Linked DNA regions of Homo sapiens: region 1 is linked to region 2. A link is a loop called in an ENCODE intact Hi-C map of the cell type or tissue named here. Cell type or tissue: ascending aorta. All regions are shown on one strand. Each heading gives the region's core, and the rest is flanking DNA. Links, peaks and the distances in the headings are about the cores only. Region 1 holds the start of RAB33A (RAB33A, member RAS oncogene family). Region 2 holds the start of LOC105373335 (a long non-coding RNA gene).

Region 1 (15,240 bases), core at 5,363-10,362, 240 kb before region 2:
AGCTTTTGGGATAAAGGCCAAATTATGAAGAAAAAGCTGCTATCTGTAACATATGCAAAGACATAACTCCCAGGAGATATACATTCAGCCCAATCTATTTCCCTTTATATATCCAACGTCTTGGACAAGGGAGATTCATGCTCAGAATGATGGTCCCAAGGCCCTATACAATTCTCAGTTATCAAAGAAAATTTGATTATGGCCACTAATTGACTGCTATGGCTCTTAAAACGAAGTATAGCCTTTATTTGGAGTTAGCAGTCAGTAAGTATAATCTAGTAAATATAATTGAATCTGTCGGCTGAGTGAAGATTTTACAGGGCCCTAGAGTCATCATTCCGAATATCAGTTTTCATTGTCCAGGCTCCCCGTCATCTCCCTCTATTGACACAGCTTCCAAGTTCCTCTGGCAAGACCTTCAGATTGAACCCTTCTTCTATTCTGATTTCTGTGTCCCTCGGCCCTCGGCCAGCCTCTCCTCTCCTCACTCCTGGACTAGAGCAAAGTATTTTGGATTGTGGATGTTTCCATTGCAGGGTCTCCTGAACACTGCTCGCTTGCTTGCTTTTTTTTTTTTTTTTTTTTTTTTTTTGAGATGGACTGTTGCTCTGTTGCCCAGGCTGGAGTGCAGTGGTGCAATCTCAGCTCACTGCAACCTCCACCTCCCAGGTTCAAGCGATTCTCCTGCCTCAGCCTCCCAAGTAGCTGGGATAACAGGCGTGTGCCACTGCGCCTGGCTAATTTTTGTATTTTTAGTAGAGATGGGGTTTTGCCGTGTTGGCCAGGCTGGTCTCAAACTCCTGACCTTAGGTAACAAAAAAGTGAACTTAAAAATAAATTGGAGGCCAGGGCGCAGTGGCTCACGCCTGTAATCCCAGCATTTTGGGAGGCTGAGGCGGGCGGATCACGAGATCAGGAGATCGAGACCATACTGGCTAACACAGTTAAACCCCGTCTCTACCAAAAAATATAAAAAAATTAGCTGGGTGTGGTGGCAGGTGCCTGTAGTCCCAGCTACTCGGGAGGCTGAGGCCAGAGAATGGCATGAGCCCGGAAGACGGAGCTTGCAGTGAGCCGAGATGGTGCCACAGCACTCCAGCCTGGGCAACAGAGCTAAACTCCATCTCAAAATAAAAAATAAATAAATAAAAATAAATTGGAGTCTGAGTATAGTGGCTCACTCCTGTAATCCCAGCATGTTGGGAGGCCCAATCACTGCCGATCCACCTGCCTCAGCCCCTGAAAGTGCTGGGATTACAGGCGTGAGCCCCAGTGCCCGATCTCTGAATACTGGCTTTCTGACTAGCTTTAGTCAATCCCTGCTTGTATCAGCATGCCATTCACCTCTTCAGGAAACGACTGCAGCCCTCTACTGTATGTGGCATCACATGGATTCCACATGTGGAATTCTGTCTGCCATAATTTGACCCTTCCCAACCTGGTTTCAAACTACTCAGCTACACCTGGTTGATTCCCTCCTCTGTACTTTGGGTCATGCTAGTCCACTCCTCCCCTATAGAATCAGCTGCCCCCTCATTGCCCTATCCAAATCTCACCCATTCTTCAAGGTTAAGCTCACGCCTCAGGCTTCTTCCTCAAACCTTCGCCAACTTCCCTTCAATTCTCTTTTCTTAGGAATCTCTGTTGCACTTTGAGTCTGCATCATACCATTTTGAATAGATTTATGTTTTCTAATTGTCTCGTCAGTGCTCTTGGCATCTCTCCAGCAAGACTGTAAGCAGTCTTTTTCTGCATCAGACCACACTCGTCACTGAGGTTGTCATCATCATCATTATCAGCAGCAGACACATTATCAAAAGGCAGTGATGGCCTGAACCACTAAAACTACAAGCAGTCTGGCATCCTAGATATGTGCCAAGGGGATTTCAGAGAGAACGTCTGACTGTGATCACACAGAAAAAACATAAGTCCTCAAAGACTGATTTGCTTCTGCAAGCAAGAGACAGAAAATATTTTCATTTCTTCCACCTCTCCGTGGTGTTCCGAACAGGAAGAAAGGGAGAGCAGACCACAGGAGGAATGGAGGTCAGTAGGAAGACAGCAGGCATAGCCCAGGAATATCATTACCACTTGGCTCCTGATCCCCACTCCCCCCACCCCCCAGGAGTCTTCACTCTTGCCTTTTGCCTCTGAAGAAGTCTGAATCCCTACCAGCCCTCAGGCATGTGGCAGATGCTTTAACACCATGAGCTCAGGACTCTAAAAATACCTGCCACTAGCAGGAACACGGGTGGGAGTGTGTGAGGTGTTTGAGGCTGAGTGAGGTTGGCCATTTGGCTTTTCTTTGGCTTCATAATTGCGTATGCCGCCCAAATTGCCGGAACTGCCAGGAGGGCCCTCTCTGCTGGAGACCTCCTCTGTCTTTCCAACACTATTGGGAGCCTTGAAGCTTTTATTTGGAGGCTCCGAATTTAAACTGCAGGCACTGCTCCCTTCCAGCTCTTTGTAAACCCCACCCTGAGTTCTTTGCAGACGTGTCTGTCGTGAGAGGGGAGCCAGGAAGCAGGCTGCTCGCAGCAGAAAATAGAAGAACCAGTGGTGTGGCCTCAGAACCATCAGAAAGGAAGATCACAGCAGGCAGGCTCCCTAAACACATGAAATGATCTCATTAAAAAAAAAAAAAAAATCGCCGGGCGCGGTGGCTCACGCCTGTAATCCCAGCACTTTGGGAGGCCGAGGCAGGTGGATCACAAGGTCAGGAGATCGAGACCATCCTGGCTAACGCGGTGAAACCCTGTCTCTACTAAAAAATACAAAAAATTAGCTGGGCGTGGTGGTGGACGCCTGTAGTCCCAGCTACTCGGGAGGCTGAGACAGGAGAATGGCGTGAACCTGGGAGGCGGAGCTTGCAGTGAGTCGAGATGGCGCCACTGCACTCCAGCCTGGGCGACAGAGCAAGACTCTGTCTCAAAAATAAATAAATAAATTAATTAATTAATTTTAAAAAATCAGACATGGTCTCGCTCAGTCACCCAGGTTGGAGTGCAGTGGCATGATCTCGGCTCATTGCAGCCTCAACTTCCCCAGGCTCAGGTGATCCTCCCACCTTGGCCTCCCGAGTAGCTGGGACTACAGGCATGCACCACCACACCCGGCTAATTTTTGTATTTTTTGTAGAGATGGGGTTTCCCCATGTTGCCCAGGCTGGTCTCAAATTCCTAGGCTCAAGTGATCTGCCCACCTGGGCCTCCCAAAGTGCTGGGACTCTAGGTGTGAGCCACCACGCCTGGTCTCTTTCTCTCTCTCTCTCTCTCTCTTTTCCAGACAAGATCTCATTGTGTCACCCAGGCTGGAGTGCAGCAGTGCAATCATGGCTCACTGCAGCCTCAACCTCCTAGGCGCAAGCAATCCTCCCTCTTCAGCCTTCGGAGTAACTGGGACTACAGGCACGCACCAGCACACCCAACTAATTTTCATATTTTTTTTATTTCATAGAGATGGGGTCCTCCTTATGTTGCCCAGGCTGGTCTGGATCTCCTGGGCTCAAGCAATCATCCTGCCTCGGCCTCCCAAAGTGCTGGCAAGCCACCTTACCTAGCAGTGATCTCATTTTGTTTGAGAGTTAGGTGTTCCTTTCTCAGCATCTTCATAAACCCCTGGCCCCTGCCAAGCAGTGAAAGCATCTCCTTCCTCTTTCGCAGCTGCCTCTCCTCTCACCCTTTCCTCCTTTCCTGTGGGCACCATATCCATACAGTGGATGGGGGTGAAGACTGCCTCTTAGCCACAGCCACATACATGTACCCCAGATCCTTGTTTCTGTCAGATGGCCAATGGGGTATAGTGGAGTCAAATCAACTTGGGTGCAGATCTCGGCCCAAGTCATGTTAGTACATGACTTGTTAGGTGTCCTTAGATAAGTTAGGTGTCCTTAGGTAAGTTACTTTCTCTGACTTCAGTGTCCTCATCTGGAAAGTGATGATAACAATAGTAATCAGGTAGGGATGCTATGAGGATTAGTAGTCCTTGTAAGTATGTGACCCAGTGCCTAATATACACTCTCCCTTCTTTCATGGCCTGAAACCTCCACCATTAAGTCTAGATGGGCAACAACTTGAGCAAGCACTGTTGGAAAGGCAGCAAGCATCCCAGCTCTTCTGCTCAGAAGCTGAGTAAATGCCAGACAAGTCTTTTAACCTCCCTGAACTGAGCCTTGTTTTTCTCATCTCTGCAATGGGACCTTGATCCTCCTATGGTTGCTGGGATGATCCAGTGAAATAACACATGAGAAAGGACTTTTGGAAAATGTCAAGCACTCTGCAAATATTAGTTGTTGCTCTGGTCTCAGAAAGGCCATCAAGCCCTCTCCTGTTGGTATGGTTCCTTGGGTCCATTGGTCTCTCATCCTGGAAATCACAGAAAGCTTGGCTTCTCGAAGGTGAGACAGAGCTAAAGGCCATCCAGTGGGGAGGGGGTGGAGAGAGGAATACTGGCAACATGCCATGGGTGGCCGGGGGCAGGCCCGAACTGATGGGGTGCTGGAGGAGGATGGAGGGGCACAGCATGGGGAACTGCCAAAGAGATATCTAACCTTTTGAACTATTTTCTGGGCGAGCTTCAGCAAGCCCCCAACCCCCTGCATGTGCTCTTAGCTGACAGGGGGATTTCTTTTCCCTAGGAAACATTAACTGGCATCTTTCTATAGATGAGGCATGAATGTGCTTTTGTTGGAGGCCGATGGGGGAGGGTAGAAGTGCAAAAAAAGGAGACAAATACATCTGTAACCTCTGGAGCATGCCCCAGTGGATGATGGGAAAAGTTTAAAAGAAACCTGTTTTCAACTAGCTGGACTGTCCCATCTGCATCTAAGATCCACACACAAAGCTGACACAGAGAATGGCAAAGGAGGACAGAGACAAAGAGAAACTCACACACAGAAAGAAGCAGCAAGGGAGACAGAGAAACTTACACTGATGGATAATTAACCATTAAGTTAACTGGCAGAAGATAGAAGCTCAGAAGCCCTAAGGAAGAAATGATGTCATTCTGACTGCAGGCAGCTTCCAAGGAACACTTAGCTCAGCCTCCATCCACTTGATAATGTAACACAGGAAGGTATTTTTTTTCCCCCAGTGATCAGTAGAGGAACAGAAACTCACAGTCCTGAGCTGTACCTGCCCATAGCCACAGCTGACCTGCAGTTTGTCTTGTCCCCAGGGCTGGGGCACAGGGAGTGCCCAGCCTGTGGGAGGAACCAAACTATTATAGACAGAAGTGAAGCTTCCATGCAAATATACAAAGAATGATTCAAAAATTAGTTTCTTAGCCTCCCCTCTACTACATACCCTCCCTCTCTACACACACACACACACCCCTATTCGGCATTTTCCAATGCATTTAGGAGACAGACTCAATAAATTTAGCTACATCTGTAGGTGACAGACACATCATAGTCATTAAGGGAAGCTCCACTCTTCCTTTGGGGGCTGGGGGATGCCTCCACCCTTCCTAGGCTGATGTCAGGAAAGACTGTCAGCTATCTCTTATGATGTCCCTCTGGATTCTTGTCATAGGTGGCCTTGTGGGTTGGATGGACCATGGAGCTAGGCTGGAGAGAGGATTTTGTGCCAGGCAGCATGATGTGTGGAAAGAGCACCAGAAAGGGAATTAGGAGACATGAGTTCTAGGCCTGGCCCTGTGTGATCTTGGGCAAGTCACTTTCCCTCTCTGAGTCTCAGTTTCCTATCTGCAAGAGGAGGACACTGGATCACAGAATCTGTAACATCTCTTTTATCTCTGAACATTTTCTGCATCTCACACCTGAGTTGAGATAATCAAGGTGCAAAAAGTAAACCCAGGGCTCCCGCCTGTAATCCCAGCACTTTGGGAGGTCGAGGCAGGTGGATCACCTGAGGTCAGGAGTTCGAGACCAGCCTGGCTAACATGGTGAAACCCCATCTCTACTAAAAATATAAAAATTAGCTGGGCATCATGGCAGGTGCCTATAATCCCAGCTACTCAGGAGGCTGAGGCAGGAGAACTGCTTGAACCCAGGAGGCCGAGGTTGCAGTGAGCTGAGATCGTGCCATTGCACTCCAGCTTGGGCAACAAGAGTGAAACTCCCTCTCAAAAAAAAAAAAAAAAAAAAAGTAAACCCAGTTGAGTTCTGTGTGTCCTGGATACAAATTGAAGGAGACATCTGAAAGGCTCCTGGGGGCCTTGGGCTATAACCCTAAGTCCCTGGCCTAGAAGAAAGAGCAAGACTGGCTGCCTGGCATTCTATCTCCCCCTGTCAAACTCCCCCAATCTAGGGGACTGAATATTGTCCTGTAGAGTGAAATGCAGTGGTAAAGGGCATGGTCTCTGAATCTGGGTTGAAATCGTGGCCCTGTAACAGGAAAGGTAGGATAGTGAGGTGGCGAAGTGCTTGGGCTCAAGAGTCAAAGGCTGAAGCTCAGATCCATGTGCCACTGGGTTATTTCATCTCTCTTAGCCTCAGTCTCCTTATCTATAAAATGGGAATGATAACAATACTGCTGATTTCATAAAGCTGCTGTGAGGAGTAAATAAGATAATGCATGTAAAGTGCCTAGCCTGGGCTCTTTGCTTATTCAATACATAGTTGTTATTATTATTATTATTATTGCCTACTCATTGGAGGCTTTTCTTGATGTTCATACAATTGAGTTCATCAGGACTCAATTGTAAATGCTTTGATGGGGTGAGGGTGGGGAACATAATGATTGGAGACAGCAAATGGGGCTTCAATACCCTAGGGATGGCCTTGATAATTAATTACAGTGTGGCTCTAACTACACCAAATCAGTTGTCCCTAGCAGGGGTTCATGTATGTGCTACCCCGGGACACAGGCAGGCAGCCCAGAAGAGGCCACACCCTTGCTCTTAGACTGAGAAGAGCTGGCTGAGACCTCTCTACCACTCTCCTCCAAGGGCTGGTATGTTACAGCCCAAAAGCCTTCTATTGCTGGCCATGGTCTAGGCCAGACCTCGGACTGTCACACTGGACTTTTCTCTCTCTCGCAAAGGACGAAGCCCTTGGCAGTCATCTCCAAGCATGGCTTTGGCATGTATTCCTTGAACAACTTCAGGCTAGCCAGAGTGCGAGGCCAAATCTTCTCTTATCTAGATCACGTGCTAGCCGCCAGGCTCTGCCATCTTCCCACAGACATGCTGGTCTCTCGCCTGCCAGCATGGTCCTGAGATTGCAGCAGCTTTACAAGAAGCAGGGTCACCATCTCCCCACTCCCACACGCCACTCTGAGCTCCTTTGGAATCTGCCCTCAGAGGACTCCTCCATGAGCAGTGTCACAAGGCTTTGTCCCCTTGAAAATATCATCTTCCCCAAAAAAGCCTGTATTAAGCACTTATCTGCACGTGGTGTTGTGCTGAGCTCTGTTTCTAGTGAGTCACACTGTCACAGGCTCTGCCCTCTGGGAAAAAGTCTGGAATCTTTGCCAGAGACTGTAAAGTCCAGTTTGGCTAAGTACTGGGGTGTTAGAAGAGAAGGAATAGTTTAAAAATTCCTTCAAGGCCACTGGGTGGTGACTCTTCCACTCGTGTTCATCTGTCATCCCTCACTTTCTAGCTTCTTCCTCCCTCCTTCTTTAGATTCCCAAACACTTCATTTTTTCCATCTAAATTTCAGATGGACTTATTTCCCACCTTTTAAATCCAGGGAACTCTTTGGCTCACTGTAGCACTTGATTTTAAGCAAATGGGAGCATTAGGTTTTTGAGGTTTAAGAGCCCATCTGTAAAGATATTTCTACTTTGGATTACAAAGTCATGTTTTAGAAATTCTAGAATCTTATAGCCTTACATTAAAGAAGCTAGACACACTAGAGGAAGTCTTAACCAAGCAAATGTCAACAGCCCCAGGAAAGGACAGAGACAGATACCGCCTTTGACTTTAAAAGGAAATGTAGCACTTCCCTTCCAAAATGCAAGGGGCAAAAAAGATCACGATTTCAAAATAATGTTCTATCTTCCTACCCTGGGGCTCTCCCTTATCAGTACTGAGCTGTCCATCTTCCTGACATCTAGTGAGTTGGCCTAGTTTCTGAAGCCATTTTTAGAACACGTTCATTTTAATAATCAAGGAGTCAGGAGTCTCGCACAGTTTCAAGTGTTTCATCAGTTTCATCAGTTACTCAGCCCTTCTCTCCACGTCACTCAGAGGAGGGGCCTTGTGGTCACTTTGGCAGTTTGACCAGCAAGAAGGAGGCTTACTGTCACCCCTGACTCTGTCTAAGGTCCAACCATACGCTCAAGGAAAGGCCAGCTGTGAGCCTAGAGGAGTTGTCTTCAGTGATCCCAGTGCCTTTATAGAGGCCCCCCTCTGCTCCCCATGACACAAGAAGTTGCCCTTGTTATGTCCTCCCTCCCGCCATCCCCTGCACATTGACATATTCCTGTCATATCAGGTTTCTACCTTTTCTGAATTAAAGGTGAGCACAAATGGTCAGACAAGAATATTTGCACTTAGCCTATTACATAAACTCATGGAGGGGGAGGATTGAACATTCCCCTGGCCCTCGGTTAAGTCACTGCATTTTTACAAAGACCTGAAGACAATACCAACAGAATGAATAAGGAGCAGTTCATGTATTAGATGCCCCAGACAAGTAAAGAAGATATCATTCCAGGGGGGCTGTTACAAAAAAACAAGTTTTGTCTATTACGAAGGGCTGGACCCTGCCTCAATTTCTTTAAAAGGGCTCATGGCTTTCTGCCAGAACCACCCCACTCCACCGCCATCTCAACTCAGCCCTAATTTTTTAACTATAAACTGCAATTTAAAATAAAGCAGCTTTTTCATTCTCCATGGATTTCCATCATTTCCTTCCCTCTAACGCCTTGAGGCTTAGCCAAAGTGGGGTTTTGCAGCCTATCGGCACCCAAGCAGTAGAAGAGACATCAGGATGTGTAAAGTGCTTTGGGATCCATCCCAGAGACTAGGACCCACAGATGCCTCCTGCCTCCCTCTGCCCACAGGTGCCGCTGCTCGGGGTAGGGGTCATGGATGGGAATCCAACATGCTTTTCCTGGCAGGACCTGTCAGGCAGGGGCTAAGGGTAAGAATGCAACCCCATTCTCAACCGCCCTAAAAAACTGAGTGAAGTGGGGACGGGGCCCCGCTGAGAGAGGTGAAAAGGGGTGAGGAGGAGCCGAGGGTCCTCGGCTCAGCAAGAGGCGAAACCGCCACGCGCTGGACGCTGGACGACGACAACCGCTAGAGCTATGCCTCGGGCGAGGTCCCCTCCCGGGTCCCACCCTTCCTGGACCTGACCCCCTGGATCACCTTGATCTTCTCGCCCTCGATTTCCACGGTCTTCTCCCTGAAGTCCACGCCGATGGTGGCTTCAGTCTTGTCTGGGAAGGTACCCCCGCAGAAGCGGAAGGTCAGGCAGGTCTTGCCCACGTTGGAGTCCCCAATCACGATTATTTTGAAGATGCGAATCTGCACGTACTGGTCCAGCGACGAGTCGAGCTCCAGGGACGCCAGGCCAGCGGCCGAGGCGGGCTGCAGGCTCCCATGGCCCAGGATGGGCTGCGCCATCTCCCCCGGACCGAACCGGGGCCCCAACCCCCCTTGAGGGCTCCACACAAAGAGAACGTCCACGTTCGTGCGCTCGAGGCGAGCGAGCTCTGTGCGTGTGTGTGTGCGCGCGTGTGTGTGTGTCCGCCCGTGTGTGCGTGCGCCGGCACCGTGTGCGCGCGCGCGCGTGAAGGGGGTGCCTCTCACTCCGGGCCCCCCTCCTCCTCCTCCAGCGCACCCTCCTTGCAGCTCGGAGGCACCAACACAAAAGCCAGGGAGAGGAGGAGAGAGGGAGGAGAGTGGACGAGCCGCGAGCCTTCTGCCTGTGTGCGCCCTCGGACCGGATGCTCTGGCGAAGGACCCTACCGCGCTGCTCCAGCCGCCGCCGCGCCTCGGCCCACACCCTCCCCTGCCTGCATTCCCGGGACGGACCCGAGGGAAGAAGCCTCAGGAGGAAAGAGACGGGGTGGGGACAGCGGCACACGCCACCCCGGGATAGACTTCTTTCTCCTTGCCCCCGTTTATGTTATAGGTTTCGGGCTCCCCACCCCCACTGGCTCGAGCGCACGGGGTCAGCGGGCAGGGAGCACAGCTGGGGAGGACAAAGAGCTGCACCTTAAGACATCACTGGATCACTTCGGCCTCCCTGGAGCAACGCAACTCTGCGGGGATGGGGTGGGGGCGGAGGCACCTCTTTCACCTCGGGAGCAGCGGGCAGCTGAGCCGCGCCTTCCCGGTCCCCGCTACCCCGTCCCCTCTACCCCCACCCTCTACCCGACCCGCGCCTTGGGATAAAGGGATGCTCTGTCTTAATGAGTGAGCAGGTGCACTCGCGGGCCCCAGGCAGCCTGGGAGGCCGCTGCCAAGACACGCAGTGGGTTGTCCGGGGCCTGTACAGCTGAGAGGAGGGAGCCAGCGGGCACGCGTGTGCGTGTGTAGGGGGTGTAACTGTTTCTGTTACAGACTTGCCAGATGTAGGGGGGCGCGTACCAGGCGCCAACATCCCCTTATCACACCACGCGCACCCATCCTCTGAATGTTCAGGAGAGCGGCTCCTATTGGCTGCCGCAGTCGGTTGTGTTTGGCTGGCCAATGGGGAAGGCCCGCCGCGGGAGAGGGCCACACAGAGGCTAGGAGAAGGGGGGGAAGCTAGTGGTGGCAGTTCCAGCAAAAGGGGACTTTGTTTACGGGGCTAGCCATTACTGGCCCAGGTGGAGGATCTTGGGACAATGGCATAAGCTCCACAGTGCCTTCCATTCCCAAGCCCTCCATATAACCATAAGTCCCTCCAGAACGCTGGAGTTTCAGAGGGAGTTGGGAATCCCTAGGAGGGTTCACCTCCCCCTGCAGCTGAATGTAGAACAAAGTGGTTGGGTCTAATTTGCCAGAAGCCTAGATTATGCTTGGAAGATGATAAATGAACACAACCTCCTTACAGTATTAGGGGGCTGCTGCCCAAAGCTTACTAATCATCACACACATCTTGGTCAAGACCAGTATTCCTTCTCCCTAAAGTCATTCGCGGGTTCAGAATTTGTTTGAAATCGACTTTACTGGGGGTACAATTTACATACGATAAAGTGCACCCATTTGTTTCTTTTAAGACTTTACCTCTCCCCCTACATATTTCATAAGCTAAGGTAACACTGACACATGTCACTAGCACTGACTCGTGAGTTATTGCTAATGCCATCAAGGTCAGGGATTCAAACAGCACAGTTGAGCTGCCATCTTATTTGGGAGGTTGAGCTGCAGGAAGAGACAAACATGACCAAATCCATTTCTGCTGAGAGAAAAACAATTCAGTGCATCAGTGATATACCTGAAAGCAAATTGGAATGTGACTACTCAAGGACGTCCAAGTTACTCAGAATGGCATCTTCCAGTTAATAAGTTTATTAGCTGAGCTAGCAGATATATTTACAGCTAACCCTTTTATCATATATGTGGGTCGCCCATTTCTAAAACCCTACATTATACTACTCAGCATTAAAACTACCCAGATAAGGATTTCCTCTTAGTTGGCTAATCCAAAATCATCCTTATGAATACCAATTTTCATTGTATTATGTATCAATCATCATTGTACAGTATTTTTGGTTTTGATTAGTCTGATGCCTAGTTTGCTGGATCGTTCCCCTCTGTATTGGAAGTTAATGCCCCTGATGATCTTTATCTACAGAATAGCTTTAAGGTGGAGAGGGGTAACTATTAATTAGGTACATCCTGTACACAAAGTAGAAAGGGGCTTTGCCCTTTGCCAATTCACAGCTAGAATTAATGCTAACTTCCTGAGAGATATTAAAAAAACATATGTACATAATAAGATTATTTCAATGTAAGCTTCTAGCAAAAACTTGTCACTGAGTCTACTTTTGTAAGGAAGAAACTTTGATTTCTGAAAATATGATATCTCAAAATGGGCTTCTTGCCCTAATAAAAGGTGTCTGTTACTTCTGTGGGGTGAGACTTTGGGGGATTTCCACTTATATTTTTTGGAATTAATTCAATGAGTATATATTGCTTTTGAAAAAAGATAAAAATATAATTTTTAATTAAAAGGACAGGAAAACTACCTTATTGTACCTATTGTAAAAAAATTAAATGTACTGTACAATGCCCTTTGTGTTAATTGTGCATTATTAAATTACTTTCAAATACATGCAGTTGTTTTCATAGGTACCTGATTATCATGATTTTGACAGTGTTTTCCAGTCTCTTTTGCCATCAGATATAATTAACTTTGTATTTAATCAATCCATGATTATTGGTTTTTACAAATATCAATAAAAATCAATGCAAGGCTGTTAAAATGTTAAGTAAATATAAATAATTTTTACCTTACTTTGGAATTGATACTTTTTTTTTTTTTTTTTGAGATGGAGTCTCGCTCTGTCACCCGGGCTGGAGTGCAGTGACACAATCTCGGCTCACTGCAAGCTCCGCCTCCCAGGTTCACGCCATTCTCCTGCCTCAGCCTCCCAAGTAGCTGGGACTACAGGCGCCCGCCACCACGCCTGGCTAATTTTTTTGTATTTTTAGTAGAGACGGGGTTTCACTGTGTTAGCCAGGCTGGTCTCGATCTCCGGACCTCGTGATCCGCCCGCCTTGGCCTCCCAAAGTGCTGAGATTACAGGCATGAGCCACCGTGCCCGGCCTGGAATTGATACTTTCAATATTTATCCCCTGGCCTAAAGTGATCCACCCTCCTCGGCCTCCCAAAGTGCTGGGATTACAGGCATGAGCCACAGAGCCTGACCATATTTTCAATATTTATCCAAAGGAGCTCTAGATAAAATGTCACCCATTGCCTGCACTTCTGAACACTGATCTACTCTGCTTAATGGGTAAGGGAGCCCTGGATCATCTTCACCACATAATGACTACTTCCTAGGCCTGGCACAGTGGCTCACACGTGTAATCCCAACACTTTGAGAGGCTGAGGCAGCAGGATTGCTTGAGCCCAGGAGTTCAAGACCAGCCTGGGCAACGTAATGAGACTGTCTCTTAAAGAAAACCAAAAAACAAAACTACTTCCTGGGTTAAACTTCACAGAAGGGTGTCTTTGTAGGCCGGGCGAGGTGGCTCATGCCTGTAATCCAAGCACTTTGGGAGGCCGAGGCGGGCGATCACCTGAGATCAGGAGTTCAAGACCAGCCTGGACAACATTGTGGAACCCCGTCTCTACTAAAAATAGAAAAATTAGCAGGGCGCGGTGGCATCTGCCTGTAATCCCAGCTACTCGGGAGGCTGAGGCAGGAGAATTGCTTGAACCTGGGAGGCAGAAGTTGCAGTGAGCCGAGATACTGCCACTGCACTCCAGCCTGGGTGACAAAGGGAGACTCCGTCTCAAGAAAAAAAAAAAAAAAAAAAGAGTATCTTTGTAATTTCTTTCTTTTTCTTTTTTGAAATAGGGTCTCGCTCTGTCATCCAGGCTGGAGTGCACGGGAGCAATCACTGCTCACTGCAGTCTCGATCTCCTAGGCTCAAGTGATCCTCCCATCTCAGCCTCCTGAGTAGCTGGAACCACAGGCACATACCACCACGCCTGGCTAATTTAAAAAAAAAATGGTAGAGATGATGTCTCATTATGTGCTCAGGCTGGTCTGGAACTCCTGGCCTCAAGCAATCTTCCCACTCGTCCTCCCAAAGTACTGGCATTACAGGCATGAGCCACTGCACCCGGCCCTGTAATTTCATTCTCTATCCCCATTCCACCAAAAAAAAAAAAAAAGTAACTTCATTACCTCCAAAGTTAGGGCCCAACTCTTGCCAGTTCAAATCTGGCCCCCCACCATACTTGCCTGTCTTTATCACTACTTCTTTATTTTTTTCTTTTTGGAGACAGAGTCTTGCTCCATCATCCAGGCTGGAGTGCAGTGGCACAATCTTGGCTCACTGCAGCCTCCACCTGGCAGGTTCAAGCGAGTCTCCTGCCTCAGTCTCCCTAGTAGCTGGGATTACAGGCGCATGCCATGGCGCCCGGCTAATTTTTGGATTTTTTGTAGAGACGGGGTTTCACCATGTTGGCCAGACTGGTCTTAAACTCCTGACCTAAAGTGATTCACCCGCCTAGGCCTCCCAAAGTGCTGGGATTACAGGCATGAGCCACGGAGCCTGACCACATCAATACTTCTTAGTATGTACTCTCTATCATTGTCCCCCGAAAATGTGCTGGGTTTTGGTTTTTTAAAACAGTTCCAAGCCTTTTCATTTAACAAACAGCATGGTGCTTCCTCTAAGACACTTTACAAATATTAGCTCATTTAGTCTTCCGAACACCCTCCTGAGATTTGTAGATGAGGAAAATGAGGCACAATTAAGTGACTTGCCCAGGTGGCAGAGCCAGGATTCAATGTGGGTTGGTCTGGATCCAAGGTCAACATGTTTAACAATGAAAAATGTTATCTTTGGTCCGAAAGTATTCACCATCTGAAATATCAATCCTTTTCCTCTACTGTTTGAATTTTACTACTCATCCTTCAAGACACAACTCAAATAACTTCTTACACGAAGTTCTACCATAGTGATTCCATCCCATAGTCTTCTCTCTTGCTCTGTCCGGCACTACACCAGATATTATTTCAATGACCGGTATATGTCATCTCCCCAACTAGACAGTGGCCACTTCCTATATAGATGCTATGTCCAAATAAACCCATTGTAAACTGAAAATATCGTTAAGTCGAAACTGCATTTAATACCCTGATAAACCCATCATAAAGTCAAAAAACCGTAAGTTGAACCATGCTTAAGTCCAGATGCTCCTCGACTGACATGGGGTTAGGTCTCATTAAACCCATCATAAAGTCGAAAAATTGTAAGTCGAACCATTGTGAGGGGTAAGTCGGGGACCATCCGTACTTTTCATACCCAACAGAGCCCCTTTTATAGTACAATCCAAGAGGTAAGTGCTCAATAAATACTTGTTAAATGAATATGTAAGCTGAATCTTTGAAACAGGCACATTGTATGTTCTGCATGCAGCCAAAACATTATTTCCAATTTAGCTTATATCTGGCAGAGTCAAAACACTTATTTACACTCAGCCCCTCACCCTACTCCCATAACTGAAAGTTCTGCTTAGCAGACTTCTCTTCCCAGAAAGTCCGAGAAGCACGAACGCTTTTTGCTAACATCCTGCTCCCAAGCACAGAAACCACAGCAGGAGACTGTGTGTATCTGTAGCACCTGGTATACAGCATCTAGGACACACAACTGAAC
Region 2 (15,240 bases), core at 8,934-13,933:
AAAGGTTGGGTAAATAAATTACAGCACATTCATTGAATGGAACACATGAGGCCCTTAAAAATCATGTTTTCAAAGGATATTTAATGACATTGAAAAATGCAACGTACATTTTATATGAAAAACGCAGGTTACAAAACAGTTACAGCATGATTTCATTTTTATCTAAAATATGTAGTAAATATAAATAAAATACTGGAATGTTAATGGTGCTACACTCTATGTGGTAGGATTACAAGTGAATTTTTCGGGGGTTGGGGGAACGGAGTCTTGCTCTGTCGCCCAGGCTGGAGTGCAGTGGTGCCATCTTGGCTCACTGCAACCTCCACCTCCCTGGTTCAAGCAATTCTTGTGCCCCAGCCTCCTGAGTAGCTGGAACTACAGGTGTGCACTGCCACGCCCAGCTAATTTTTTTTTTTTTTATTTTCTAGACGAGTCTTACACTGTTGCCTGGGCTGGAGTGCAATGGCGCAATCTTCGCTCACTGCAACCTCCATCTCCCAGGTTCAAACAATTCTCCTGCCTCAGCCTCCCAAGTAGCTGGGATTACAGGCACATGCCACCATGCCCAGCTAATTTTTATTTTTAGTAGAGACAGAGTTTCACCATGTTGGCCAGGCTGGTCTCAAATTCCTGACCTCAGGTGATCCACCCACCTCAGCCTCCCAAAGTGCTAGGATTACAGGCATGAGCCACTGCACCCGGCCTTCTTTTTTTTTTTTTTTTTTTTTTTTTTTTTGAGACAGAGTCTTGCTCTGTCGCTCAGGCTGGAGTGCAGTGGCATGATTCCAGCTCACTACAACCTCCACCTCCTGGGTTCAAGTGATTCTCATGCCTCAGCCTCCCAAGTAGCTGGGATTACAGGTGTGCGCCACCACGCCTGGCTAATTTTTGTATTTTTAGTAGAGACGGGGTTTCGCCATATTGGCCAGGCTGATCTCGAACTCCTGGCCTCAAGTGTTCTGCCTGCCTCCGCCTCCCAAAGTACTGGGATTACAGGCGTGAGCAACCGGGCCTGGCCCCGGCTAATTTTTTGTGTTTTAGTAAAGATGGGTTTCACCATGGCTGGTCTCGAACTTCTGAGCTCAGGCAATCTGCCCACCTTGGCCTCCGAAAGTGCTAGGATTACAGGCATAAGCCATTGTGCCCGGCTACAAGTGATGTCTATTATCTTTCTAGTTTCCAGTATTTTAAAAACTTCTACAATGAGCATGTGATACACACACACACACACACACACACACACACACACACACACAGATAGATGATAGATAGATAGATAGATAGATAGATAGATAGATAGATAGATAGATAGTAAGTAGAGACAAGGTCTCACTATGTTACCTAGGCTGGTCTTAAACTCCTGAGCTCAAGCCATTCTCCTGCCTTGGCCTCCCAAAGTGCTGGGATTACAAGTGAGAGTCACGGTACCCAGCCTATAATATTTTTAATAGAGGAGAATAGTCTTTAATTTATCTTCGGTACTTTGCATTTTTCCAGATTCTTTTCTTTTACATTGTCTTATTTTTAACCCTATGAGACCATAGAATAGCTTTTATTATATTCCCATAGACCCAAAGTAGTATATTTTCAGAACTAGATAGGACCTTATAGATAAAGACTGATTCCCCCATTGTTTAGATGAGGAAACCGAGGATCAGAGAGCTGAAGTAACTTGCTTGATGCCAGAAAATTAGTGTCAGAGTCAGAATCAGAAGTCAAGCCCCTGGGGCTGACTCCTTTTCACTGCTTCATAGAACAAAGGATCCCAGTGAAACCCACTTCCTGACAGAGACCATTACTAGATACTCTTGAATAGGATGCCTCAAGAAGAGATAAATTCCTTGACTGTGTGTGTGTGTGTGTGTGTGTTTGTCTTAGAGATAGGGTTTCACTATATTGTCCAGGTTGGTCTTGAACTTTTGGCCTCAAGCGATCCTCCCACCTTGGGCTCCCAAAGTGTTGGGATTACAGGTATGAACTGCTGCCCCTAGCCAATTTCCCCGATTTCTAATCCTAGTCCTGAATCTCATCTTAATCCAGGTCACAATGGACTCAACTTTATACACAGACCAATCTCCCTAACCCTGGCCAGGGTCTGAATCCCGATCCATGTTGCAGTCAGCTGTTTCTCCACCCACTTACCCCCATCATGCAAATCTATGTTGTTGAAAGGGATGTGGGGTGGAATATGGGTGAATCAATACAATCTCCTCCCTTCAAGGGTCAAGGATGACACTTTCTTATAGGCAGGCAGGCAAGCTCTTTTTAACCAGAAGGCAAGGGCAGGTCCAGAACTCCAGTGGAAGATGCTCAGGGGCAGCATTGGAAGTTGCGGAGAGTCTAGAAAACCTCTCTTGCCAGTTTGCGTGGATATTCAGAGCCCTCAGCCTGCTGATCAGAAAGGCCTGGCCAGAAGACTTTTCCCGTTCCCCGAGTTAGCTGAAGGACAGGAGCAGCCCAGCCAAAGGCAGTTCTTGAAAGCCTTTTGGGAAGTAGGGGCGGGGCCCAGGGGTGGAGAGTGTTGAGAGAGCTGCTGGAGGAGCGCCAGAAAAGATCGAGGGAAAAGGAGGGAAAAGATGCGACCCATGATGTCTGGTTAAAGGAATTGGAGGGACAGAAAAGAACAGACCATTCCATCTTTACCTCCATTCCTGGAAACTCTGTCACAACTCCTCAGTGCTGGGAACTCCAGCTGAGGTGATGGGGCTCCCCCAGGGATAAGGAGGTCTGTAAAACTGGAAAGGAATTTCCCTTCCTGTGAGAAAATAGAACCAGTTATATCATCCCTCAGTGCCTCAGTTCCCCTATCTGTGCAATGGAGCAGCAATAGCCTTCCTGCTCCTGCCATGTTGGGCTGTGGAGTGGGAGGAGAATGTGTGAGAATGCATAAGATAGAATCAGGTACAACATGCTTGAATTCTCTCTACTTTCAGCCCCAGCTGGGGAGTACAGGTACCACTAAGAGCTATAATTCAATTTTGGCTTCTTTACCCTCAGGCTGGGACACTGCTCCTACTCACCTCCAGCTTAAACTTCCAGTGGGGCGGCAGGGTGGAGGGGGTGGTGTGTGGCTCAACCCTTGCCTTTCTCAATCCTGCCTGGCCTGGTAGGGAACTCTTATCCCTATTGTCTCTGTTCAGATATTAGGGTAACTCCTCAATGCCCAGCATTTTGCCAAATGGAAATAATATCTCCTTTGGTGGCATGAGGTGGCCCTGTCTCTGCGTCTTTATCCAACACTTCTCTGTTTGAAGTTCCTGAAATCTGGAAGATGGGTTGTCTCTTTCTAGCTGTAAGTGCATATGTGCTTGTGGATTTTTGGGCAGGGGAGTGTGGGGTGGGGGAGAAGAGGAGGAGGAGGTGAAGTAGATAAAGGGGAGAAAAGTAGGAGGTGGTGCTGCAGGCATTAACGAGCCAAATCCATTTTGGTAGGGTTTTTTTTTTTTTTTTTCCATTCCTGACGGAGTCTCATTCTTGCCCAGGCTGGAGTGCAGTGGCGCCATCTCAGTTCACTGCAACCTCCGCCTCCTGGATTCAAGAGATTCTCATGCCTCAGCCCCCCAAGTAGCTGGGATTACAGGCACCCGCCACCATGCCTGGGTCATTATTGTATTTTTAGTAGAGACGGGATTTCACCATGTTGGCCAGGCTGGTCTCGAACTCCTGACCTCAAGTGATCCACCTGCCTCGGTCTCCCAAAGTGCTGGGAATATCGGCATGAGACATCTCGCCCAGCCCTAATAGATTTTGTTTCCCCTCCCATAAATGCTTAGACTAGAAAAAACAGAATAGCTTCAGGGTGTTTTAAGGCTGTTCAGACCCCAGTTAGCCCTCAGCTCACCTGGGCAAATGAAAGACAAGAATGGAAAAATAAAAAGGAGCAATCAAGATAAACATGTGAATCTCCTTTTTACCTCCTGGTCTTTGTAGAAAAGACAGTGCTGCCAGTGGCAGCAAAGACAGAAACCCAAGAGGTAGCATGGAGGACACAAGAGGACCATGGGAAGAAAAAGGCAGCCGACCACATGTCTTTCCTGAAAGACTTTCCTTTATTTTTCTGTAGCTGAAACTGTGAGCTCAAGGGGCTTACAGTGTGGTCAAGGAAACAGCTTACAAGAAACAACTAGATAACAAGGAGAGAGAGAGCAGAGCATCAATATTCAGGTGAAAAAAAAGTCAGACCACATCAAAAGGTTGGAAGGTGGGCAGGATCAGGGAAGGCTTCTGGAAGGGGGTGAGATTTGAACCTTGACTTGGAGAATGTAGGTATAGAGAGTGGTGGGAAGGGCATCCCAGGCTGGAGGAACATCATGAATTCATGTTGGGAGTTGGTGGGGGGGTGCTGGTGGTGCAAAAGAACAAAGGCTGCAAAGAGCAATGTCTGTTGCGGGAGGCAGGAAGCAGACAGCGGGAGGCAGGGAGCAGACTAGTGGCTGAAGAGGAGTGCTGAAGAGGAGTCCGGGTTGCAAGGTCATTCTGGAGATCTGAAGAGAATGTACTGCACTGGTGGGAGCAAGAAGAAAAACTTTGTTTCCCCTTTGAGAGCATGGCCTTCGCAGATGTGGGGGAGGTGTTTGCCCTCTTCCCTCAACTCCTGGGTTCATCCCCACCCCCCCACCCAGGAGACATCCCATGGACAAAAATCAGTGTGTGACCACGTAGGTCACTGCACAGGTGTGCATGTGTGTGTATGTGTGCACAGTACTCTTCAAAGCATGCACAAAGCATGTCATGTACACTGTGAAATAGAAGCAGATCAGGTGGCAGCCTGTTTGGCACCCTTTGAGGCAAGCTGCAGGGCACAGTGAGAAGGGCGCAGGGCTTGGATTTAAATCCCAGCTGTGCCATTGCCTATCTGGGTGACCTAGGGAGGTCCCTTTCCTTCTCTGAACCTCATTTCTTTCTCTATAAAATTGGGATAATAACAGTACCTACTCCATAAAGTTGTGAGGGTGAAATGAGATGGCCTGTAAAGCACCTGGCTCATAATAGGTACTCAGGCATGGACAACTTTTTATATTCGTTACCCACTTCCCCATCCCATGCCACTCCTAGGAGGCTGTTCTGCAAACCTGAATTCCCACCATTTCCCAGAGTCCTGGCTTCTTTATTCAAAGTGCTGTTCAAGGCAGTGTTAGGCACTGTTTTGGTGGAAGTGGAATACAAACATGAAGTGGAAACAAATGTAGCAAAATCTTAGCAGCTGTGGAATCTAGGTGATGGGAGTTCCTGTTACAATCCACTTATTTGTGCAGATTGGAAACAAACAAAAACTACAAAGAAACAGAAGCACTCTTGGCCTCTAAGAAGCACTTCTTGGCTTGGAGAAGGTTACTTTTGTCCCGTGGGAGATAAATAAGTCAGCAACTAATTTTTATGCCAGGTGGAATGTGCAAGGGGGCCCTCAAAGAGGGACATAGTGTGTGAACCCATAGGAAAGGGGAACATGGCTTCACCTGGGGCACTATTGGCAGCTTCTCCGAGGCAGAGACAGGTCAAGTGGTCCTTTGAGGAAGAGAGTTTGATTTGCAGGTGACAGGGTGGGTGTCCTGGTTGCAGTGGTCCAGGCTCAACAAAGCAATTGCCAACAGCACAGACTCTGGAACAGAACTGCGATAGTGTGCTTTGAGAGCTGCAGTTCAGGTGGGTGTGGCAGGAGGGAAAATACATTAACCCTTTAGCACTCCACAGACAGTTGTGGAGAGGGCTTAATTGATCAGGCTAACCTGCTATTTGCTAGTTAAGTGCAGAGCCAGGAGGGGGCCTACTTCAGGGCTCAACTGGGAGATGAGGGTGAAGAATGGAGTCTGAGAACCCATCTGGTTGCTGGGGAGGGGTTGCTCCAGGTGTAGAACTGTACAGGAGGGTGCCTCTTGGGGTTGGTGTGGGGCTGTTCAGGGCCTCAAGTTCAGGGCAGAATAAGGAGACAAAACAGGACATGATGGACCCTGAAGAGTAAAACTTTTCTCCTCCCCATGCCACCTCAGCCTGTCAAAGGGCCACAAGTCCCCTGATACCTGTTTTCTTTTCTTGTTTTTCTTTTTTCTTTCTTTCTTTTCTTTTTTTTTTTTTTTTTTTTTTTTTTTTTTTTTGTGATGGAGTCTTGCTCTTTTGCCCAGGCTGGAGTGCAGTGGAATAATCTCGACTCACTGCAACCTCTGCCTCCTAGGTTCAAGAGAGTCTCCTGCCTCAGCCTCCCGAGTAGCTGGGATTACAGGTGTGCACCACCACACCCGGCTAATTTTTGTATTTTTAGTAGAGACGGGGTTTCACCATGTTGGCCAGGCTGGTCTCGAACTCCTGACCTCAGGTGATCACCCGCCTCGGCCTCCCACAGTGCTGGGATTACAGGTGTGAGCCACTGCGCCTGGCCCTGATACCTGTTTTCATTCCTTTCCAGGCACCTTAAGGATTTTTTTCAAGTTGAGGAGGCTCATATGCAATTACAAGACCTGGGAAGGGGTGGCATGTTAAGCCACTGTCAGCTCAACTCCTTACTTGCACAGAAGGAATTCTCTAAACTTACCAACCTTTCAGAGAGAGAGAACCACTCTCCTGGAACAGGAAGGGAGGAAAGGAGAGGGCTAGGAGACTGTCCATGAAGGAGTGTAGGGCTGGCAAGTGAAGAGGAAGACTCCATTTGGTTGAAAACAGGCCTTCTTAGCAGGTGACTGGGAGGACATGGGGCTTCAAAGAAGGTGGGGCAAGGCAGCAAAGACCAAGGACTTCGTCTAGGTCACAGTTATTTCTCCTGGGAGTCCTGTGTGCCTCTCCCTGCTTCCCTTCTTCCACAGTCTGGCCCCTCTCAATATTGTGATCACCACAACAGGAAGGAGGGCAACCAAGAACAGCCTGCAGTACTCTGCCAGAATGGGCCTGGCTGGCTGTGGAAGGATGCTCAGCATTGTACCTGGCTGGTCCCCACCTGGGAGGGCTAGCTTAACCCAGGCCTCTTAGGCAGGTGCCAGGAGAGCAGACCCCAGAGCCCAGCAACCCTCAGGCAGGACAGTCCATCCTTAAGAGCTGGAGTGAATTCCAGGTTAAAGGGATGGCCTGAAGAAGTTGGAATTAACCCACCAAAAGCATCCCCTTTGCCAGTTGTTTTTGGTAGGGGGTCTAGAGACCATGTTCACCATTTTATTGCTAATATCTAGCGACCACAAGTCATTTTTTTATCTATTTTTTGAGTCTACTGTACACAAGGTATTTTATTATGATCAATAACAGCCAACAGACATCAAACACTTACGATGTGGCAGGCTCCTACATCGCACCAAGAACTTGTATTATCTCAGTTCATTCCTATAACAACCCTGTGGTGTAGGTACTATTAATGTCCCTATTTCACAGAATGTGAAACAGCGGCTCAGGAAAATGAAATAACTCACTGAAGGCCACACAGCTGACAACTGATCGAGGCAGGACTCAAACTCAGGTCTCGTTGGCTCCAACCCCACGTGCTTCTGCGTGTAAGCAAGTCCACTCCACAGCCTCCAGCATGCTTTGCTGCCTTGCTCCTCACTACACCATGCCTTCTCCCAATTAGTAGATTAGTCATGTGTTGACACTTCTAGTCTCAGTCTAATGGCTTGTTTATTTAACTGATGGATGCTGCTCCCCATTTGAGGCCATTAGCATTTAAACAAAACAAAACAAAACTGTTGAGCCTGGCAAAGTGACACTGTGTTTACTGTTTTTCTCCCAGTGTTAATTGTGAGCATTTTCCAAATATGTATTTTGATGTGCTAACAGTCCCTAAAGAGGACTGTAGAACAGTTTAGCAATCTTCTCATGCAGCTCCAGCCCCACTCCCCATAATCTCCTTGGTGAGGGGGAGAAGTCTTGGCTAGGATGGGGAAGAGGGATGGTGACTATCTCAGTCTGATTAGGGGGCAGGGGAACTGGGCTGGGAAGGCGACTCTGTCCTTGGAGGCTAAGTCCCAGAGTATCCTCGCTTCACGCTTGGGGAGGGAATTTGGTATTTCTTTCCAGGACAATAAGAACATCTGTGCCAAGGCAGAGGAGGAGGCCGGGCGCTCCGAGGCATCTCTGCCGGAGTCTCTTGACACTGTCCGATTGTTACTATTTCAGTTTCTGCTTGGATCACTGACCTTGTCCATTTAGAGCAGGCTGACTTGGGCGAAGACAGTGTAGGGCTGAGGAAGGACAGAGAGGACCCGTCTGGCTGGGGGTGGAGGTGTGAGGTGGGCAGGGAGCTGGACCAACTCTAAAGCGACCAGGTTACAAATGAGCTGCAAAGTACAGGGTGAATCTTGCATCCGTAAATGGGAGGAAGGAGTGCTTCCACTGTCCACCCCCCACCCCCCGGCCCCTGGGGTAAGTGCTGTTGACCTCAGGTCCAGTTTGTTTGCAGCCTCCCTCTTCTGACAGATCGGGCTTCAGGTCGACCTTGGGGTAATGGATGAAGAACTACAGGTTTGATCCTTACACGGGACAGTTTGCTTCACACTGAGAAAAACCTGGCTACTTTCTGCCTCCCAGCTCCAGTTGCAAACTGGAGTTAAAGTCGAGTTTCTGGCTCCCTGCAAAGTATTCCTAGTACTAGAAAGTCACGTCACCCGGTGTGTTCGTGTGGTGACTGCAGCCATATCTAGTCCCAGCGAGTCGGCCTCCCATTAGGGATGAGCTAAGACAGCTCCTTCGTTTCTTCCTCACTCAGACTTAGCCCTGGAACTGGCAGTTCTGGGGACCAAGAGGTAGGCATCTGCCTCCTGCATAATTAGTTACATCAGTCTCAAAAAGCATTGATGGCCCATCCCTTTGGGTATCATGCTGTGCCTGGCACGAGCTAGTAATCCCCACCCGGTCCTGGCCCTCCCGAGTTTACAACCTTAAGTCACACAATGACACAGATCCCAAAGGCGAGCAGTTAACAAATACATCCACTTGTCCACCAATCACAAGGGATCCATTGAGTGAGCCACTGCAACAAACAGGAACCCCTTCAAAGAGCTTCCAGTCTGGTGGGTAAGTAGGTAAGACTGAGTGAGGGCTTGGGAGAAGAGGTTCGGGCGAGGAAACACGGTCAACTTGGGCATCATCGAAGACTTTTTATTCTTTTTTTTTTTTTTTTTTTTTGAGACAGAGTCTCACTCTGTTGCCCAGGCTGGAGTGCAGTGGCGCGATTTTGGCTCACTGGAACCTACACCTCCTGGGTTCAAGCGATTCTCATGCCTCAGCCTCCCGAGTAGCTGGGACTACAGGCGCCCACCACCACGCCCGGCTAATTTTTGTATTTTTAGTAGAGATGGGGTTTCGCCATGTTGGTCAGGGTGGTCTCGAACTCCTGACCTCCCGTGACCCGCCCACCTCGACCTCCCAAAGTGTTGGGAGTACAGGCGTGAGCCACCGAGCCCGACCCGATCAGACTTTTTAAAAGTGTCTATTGGCATGTGGGTGGGTGGCTGGGTGTTCTGTCGACTTGAGCCACGTCCCTCACTCTGGGTCCGGCGAGGTCTATCCAAGGGCTCTGCAATGCGTAGTGGGGAGAACCCTGGGCGGAGAGGCAGGGATCCGTGGCGCTTGGCGTGGGCTCGCCCTCTTTCCCTGGGTGGCAGGGACGTGTCACTAGACCTCGCCTCTCCGGGTCTGACGGTCGGCTTAGGATCCCTCACGGCTTGGGCATTTTCAGGACAGTCCCCCGCCCTCCTCCCGCCAGCCGCGAGTCTCAGCTGCGCTTCGCGCGTTGGTGGCACAGGTTTGGGGCGGGAGCCGGGAGGAGGCTCCGGATCAAGTCATCCTCGGAGATAAGGTCGCGGCGACTCCCCGGGACGCGCCGGCCCGGCCTGGGCTGCGGGAGGAACCGCGGCCGGCCCGTCCCCCAAACATTTCCGACGGGCCCCTGCGCCCCGCGAGGCTTCCGAGGGCCAGGCTGGGCGAGGGACACCCAGCCCGGCTCGGGTTCGCGCTCCCGGGCCGCCAGCCCGCCTGTCCGCGAGGTGCCTGCGGCCACGGGGCGCCGAGGCTCCCCGAGGACGGGCTGCGGGCTGCGCGCTGCGCTGGGCCGGGCCGCTGCAGGGCCTCGGCGAGCGAGCGAGCGGAGCGGGGCGGCGGGAGTGCGTGTGTGGGGAGACCGCGCGGGAACGCGAGCCGCCGGCCCGGGAAGGGTGGGTCGGGGAGCGGCGGCTGCCGCAGGAGGAGCGACCCGGGAACCGGAGGCCGGCCGGGCTGGCGGGCAGGAGCCGCGGGGGGGAGGGCGGAGCGCGGAGGGCGGAGACGGGGCCGCGGAAGGGAGGGGGCCGCGGGGCGCGGCCGCGGGGCGGGGCGCTGGGACCTGGGGAAGATAAGAGCGTGCTCGGGGGAGTGAGGGCGGGAGCGAGGGAGGGGCGGGGGACTTAGAGACCAAAGAGGAGACAAAAGGACGGGGTGGGTGGGAGGGGCATAGACGAGCGGGGGTAGGGGAGGGGCGCCGGGGGACGCCTCGCGGGGAGGGGTGTGTGTGTACCGCGGGGGGGCATAGTGTGGGAGGGACTTAGAGAGGGACAAGAAGGGACAACATAAGGGAGCGCGGGGGTACGGAGAAAAGGGGGGCGGGAGTGCTCCACCACGCTGGCCACGAAGGCGAAGGGAGGCCGCGAAGGAGAGGCCGCTGGGACTGGCCACACACAGGGACGGGGGTCCTGGGGATGGACAGTCAGCGAGGGAAGGGGGTCGGAGCTTCCGCGGTCTCGGGAGGGGAAGGGGGAGCCGACACGGGAAAAGGGGGTGGTGCGGGGACCCGAGGGTGGAGGCGGATGGGCGTGTGTGCAGCGCTGAGGGCAGGGATTTAACGCAGCTCTTCGAGATGACCCAAAGACCACGGTGGGGGCTGCACAGACGGGACGGGGCTACCGATGCAGGAGGAGAACTGCCCAGGGGAAAGTGGGACCTACAAGGATTAGAGAAGGGTGGCGGGGGCGGCCTCGGACTCGGCAGGAAGGCGCCACCACCGCCCTCTGCCCGTCCCCAGCGTGCCCCGCCCCGTCCGGGGGCCCTAAGGGCAGCGGCCTGGGCCGTGGGGGAGCCGAGCCAGGGCGGAACCATTCGGAACAGAGAGGGGGGCTTGGGGGGAAGGGAGGAGCCAGGGGTCAGAACCCTGTTGGGGGCGGGGGGGCGCCACACCCTGGGAAAAAGGCTTGGGCACATCCAGAGTGGACCAATCAGCGAGCAAGGCCAGGGTGGCGTCAAGGGGCAGCTTCGGCCAATGGGAAGGGAGAACACTTCGGAGGTTCGGAGGAAGAAAAGAAAAAAAAGCCCCACGAAACAACAATCGAATCTGTTTGGGGGCTTGGAAGGCTGGGAATGGGCGTCGTTTATAGCACGCTCTGGCACCTGCCTTCTCCTTTGAAGGATGGGGTGGCTTGCATCACTCCTGGGTAGTGGGGAGCAAACGGAGCTGAAGAGGGTCCGGGGAAAGTAGACGGGGATTGGCCATTTACCGGGGACACTTGATTGGGCGCCTCAATTTGGGGGGTGGGTGGGACGGAGGTAGCAGCTTTGTGCTCAAAAGAGTGCAAGAGAATGTTGTGGTCTCTTAAACGGAGGCAGGAGTGGGCAGGGCTCCCGCATCCCCTACCACTGGCTACTGACTTAAGTGTCAACCAGCGAGTGGATCGTGGATAATCTCAAGCCAATGGATACTTAAGCATGCCTTTTGGGCACTGAACACTGCTCAACATACTCATTTCCCTTACCTTCCCAGTCCCAGGTTGTTTCTTAAGAGGATGAGCAATAGTAGGGGGCCACAGGGGACCCCACTGGGGAATTCATATAAATTTATCCTTTGGCTTTTCACTTCAGTTTAATGTGTAACACTAGATGCACGCTCTATTCTGAAAATTTTCTCTTATAAAGATAACTGGGACTAGCTACCATTGAGGTCTAAACGTTTTGGAACTGATTTGGAGAGTGGTGTGCTCAGAAGGCCGTATCTGTTGGGGGGATTGCAAAAGAAAACTTGGAGTGGTACAGCTTTTGGCCCAGGGATTCCAAATGTCTTGAAAACCCCTGAAACTGTATGTAAAATGCCATACAAATGTGTGTGTGTGCACATTTTTCTGGAGACGGTTCATAACGTTCAACATATTTTTAGAGGGGCCTGTGACACAAAAATGAACCCACTGTGGTCTAAGAATACTGGGGATAGGACTGAATCTCCAAGGTAGGAGGCAAGGTGCAGTAGTGGTGTCATTTTGGAATCAGAGGGGTTTCCCAAATTCCTTGTTAGGAAACTCAGCTGCAGGGGCTCTTTCCGTATATTTCTTGCCATCCAAAGCCAGGCCAAGTTCCTCAGAGCTGAGAAGCCCATGTGAACTGTCATATAGCAAAGCAATGCTTGAATAAACTACACTTTCAATCAATGGTGAGGAGTGGGCCCTGAGTTAGGAAGGAAAGGCAATAGAGGTTTACTTCTGAAATCACATCTACCTTTATCTACAAAATAAGGGTCAAACCTCCTGGTCTTCTTATGAGAAAATAAGTAGAAGGTTATATATGAGATATTGTAGACAGCAGCCTGTACAAGCTGGGAAGCTCACACATGTGAAAAAAATGGCTGTGGCTAGACTTGTGGGGACAGAACCCAGCTTCGGCACCGTCCTGGTCTTAGGATCAGTCTAGGGCAGAATCCAATTGCAGTTTGTACATCCTCTTTCTAGGTTCAGAGGTTAAAATATACAATATTTTATCATTATTAACCCTGTCTCTTCAAGTTGGCAGTTATTAATGGTGGATCATATCTGATGTGATATATTTAAGGTTACAGACTACAGTTAACTTTCTCCATTTCGATTTAGGACCAACTACATAATCCTTGGTAAGAAAAGGAGGTGGCCCTGACAAGTGCAACTCGAGAAATGCAATGCTGTAGAGTCCAAAGGTGTCTGACTTGAACGAAATGATCCCACTGGGGGACAATGCAACATATACTCCAGGTAAATAGATTAAAAAATGCCTTTATTTTTAAAATGTGGCTTAACTACATGCAATGTACTGAGCCAGTTTTGGAATCCACCCTGTATCAGAGTAAAACTGGACCAAAGGAAGTGAAGTCAGGGCTCCTGGCTGTCACTCCTCCAGCAACTCAATCTACAGAGCATTTCTTCAGCTGTTTTTTGTGACGTGTGGTGATTCGTTTTGGATTCCTCTGTATGACAGACAGGTCCGACCTTGAGGAAGACCGGTAGCCCACGTCTTCTGCTTTTATGGGGTTAATGATATGGCCTGGCTTGGTGACGACCTTGGGAGTAGTCAGCTTTTGGAAAGCCCTCTGGGTGTTCCATGTGGATCCTATGGGGGTCTGGATGGTCCTTTCAAATTGCCAATGGTGGGTAAATGGATATGGAAGCACTCGTACCTGGAAAGGAAGGAGAATGATTTGGTATGAGGCAGGCCTGGGGTGCAGTTGTATACTGTAATGGCAGCTTTCATCAGGTACTGTTTTGGTACAGGCCACGGTTCCACATGATGACTGCAAGTGAAGAGACTGAGAGGTCAAGGCGTCCCATTGCTCCCATCTGCCCTTAGGAATTCAATCTGTTTGATGACATTTGGGAGTAGGGGGGCCTGAGTTGGCTCTGGATCCCCCATCTATTCAACAATTCAGGGTCTGAAAAACCACCCTGACACTGCCCATCTTTGTTTTTCTTTTTTTTGAGACAGAGTCTCACTCTGTGGCCCAGGCTGGAGTGCAGTGGGGTGATCTCTGCTCACTGCAACCTCTGCCTACCAAGTAGCTGGGATTACAAGTGACACTGTCCCTATCTAGCTACAGGAGCTCCAGGGCTGTTGTCCCAGAGTGAGCTTTCCTATGTAACACTGTGACTGCAAGAATCCAGACCATTGTGTATCCCTGTGGATTTTATGACTTTTCTACCCTCTTTATGCTTTCAGTCTCCTCCTTCCCTCTCTTAGGATTGATATTTTTTTTTTGTTTTTTGAGACGGAGTCTCGCTCTGTCGCCCAGGCTGGAGTGCAGTGGCACGATCTCCGCTCACTGCAAGCTCTGCCTCCTGGGTTCACGCCATTCTCCTGCCTCAGCCTCCCGAGTAGCTGGGACTACAGGTGCCCACCACCACGCCCGGCTAATTTTTTGTATTTTTAGTAGAGACGGGGTTTCACCGTGTTAGCCAGGATGTCTTGATCTCCTGACCTCGTGATCCACCCGCCTCAGCCTCCCAAAGTGCTGGGATTACAGGCGTGAGCCACCGCGCCTGGCCAGGATTGATGTTTTAAGGAACCCGAATCCTGAACTCTACCAGGCCGTTACACTTAGTTTCATCTTTTTTTTTTTTTTTTTTTTTTTTTTGAGATGGAGTCTCGCTCTGTCTCCCAGGCTGGAGTGCAGTGGCGTGATCTCGGCTCACTGCAAGCTCCGCCTCCCAGGTTCACACCATTCTCCTGCCTCAGCCTCCCTAGTAGCTGGGACTACAGGGGCCTGCCACCATGCCTGGCTAATTTTTTTTTGTATTTTTTTTTTTAGTAGAGATGGGGTTTCACTGTGTTAGGATGGTCTCGATCTCCTGACCTTGTGATCCACCCGCCTTGGCCTCCCAAAGTGCTGGGATTACAGGTGTGAACCACCATGCCCGGCCCACTTAGCTTCATCTTCTTTTGGCACCACAGAATGTAGAGCTGGAAGGCCCTAGATATTGACAATGGTCATCTCCCTTGGCCTGAAGATTTGGCTTAGAGGGGGGAAGTGATGGACCTAAGTAAATGAGGAGCAGCATTGGAGAACAGAACCCAAAGCTCCTGTTTCCTTGCCTGGTACTCCTCCACCACATTGCTACCTTCAGACATTAAATAATCTTTCAACACTTCCCCAGTGGCCAAAGGAGGAAAACACGTAAGCAGAAAATGGGGATGTAAAAATCAGTAGTCTTTGGCAGGGTACGGTGGCTCACACCTGTAATCCCAGCACTTTGGGAGACCGAGGCAGGCAGATCACTTGAGGTCAGGAGTTCAAGACCAGCCTGGCCAACATGGTGAAACCCTGTCTCTGCTAATAATACAAAAATAAGCTGGGTGTGGTGGCGCATGCCTGTAATCCCAGCTACTCAGGAGGCTGAGACACGAGAATAGCTTGAACTTGGGAGGTGGAGGTTGCAGTGAGCTGGGATCGTGCCACTGCATTCCAGCCTGGGTGACAGAGTGAGACTCCATCTGAAAACAAAACAAACAAACAAAAATCAGTAGTCTCTGGAAACATTCAGTGGAATACTCAAGAGAAGCTAAGTACTA

What was found. Hi-C counts contacts between places; a loop is a spot of excess contacts. Peaks named below come from ENCODE experiments on the same cell type or tissue, not always from the same donor. Only the 100,000 strongest peaks of a DNase experiment are listed, where the experiment ranks them.
Region 1: a loop joins it to region 2, with 4 times the contacts of the local background. A loop is called at or near these places in 7 of 110 quality-filtered maps.

What each region holds. Positions count from the first base shown.
Region 1 is chrX:130,166,360-130,181,599 of GRCh38, reverse strand. It overlaps RAB33A (RAB33A, member RAS oncogene family), which reads right to left and starts at 9,638. Exons shown (of 2, transcript NM_004794.3): 1 at 9,280-9,638. The coding sequence starts at 9,537. RefSeq lists enhancers at 4,949-5,018, 9,101-10,055, 10,865-10,914 and silencers at 10,175-10,254, 10,425-10,484. In ascending aorta, for the core only: no CTCF peak of the experiment used is centred there; DNase peaks (open chromatin) are centred at 7,109, 7,409, 8,159, 9,501 and 1 weaker place; H3K4me3 peaks cover 1,928 bases; H3K27ac peaks cover 2,245 bases.
Region 2 is chrX:129,927,450-129,942,689 of GRCh38, reverse strand. It overlaps UTP14A (UTP14A small subunit processome component), which reads right to left. Exons shown (of 15, transcript NM_006649.4): 15 at 12,938-13,354. The coding sequence ends at 13,082. LOC105373335 (a long non-coding RNA gene) reads left to right here and starts at 8,917. Exons shown (of 3, transcript NR_188631.1): 1 at 8,917-8,996; 2 at 12,795-12,932. RefSeq lists silencers at 9,858-10,327, 10,358-10,517, 10,528-10,607, 10,688-10,777, 10,848-11,087 and an enhancer at 11,328-11,447. In ascending aorta, for the core only: no CTCF peak of the experiment used is centred there; DNase peaks (open chromatin) are centred at 9,604, 10,399 and 11,049; H3K4me3 peaks cover 2,558 bases; H3K27ac peaks cover 2,288 bases.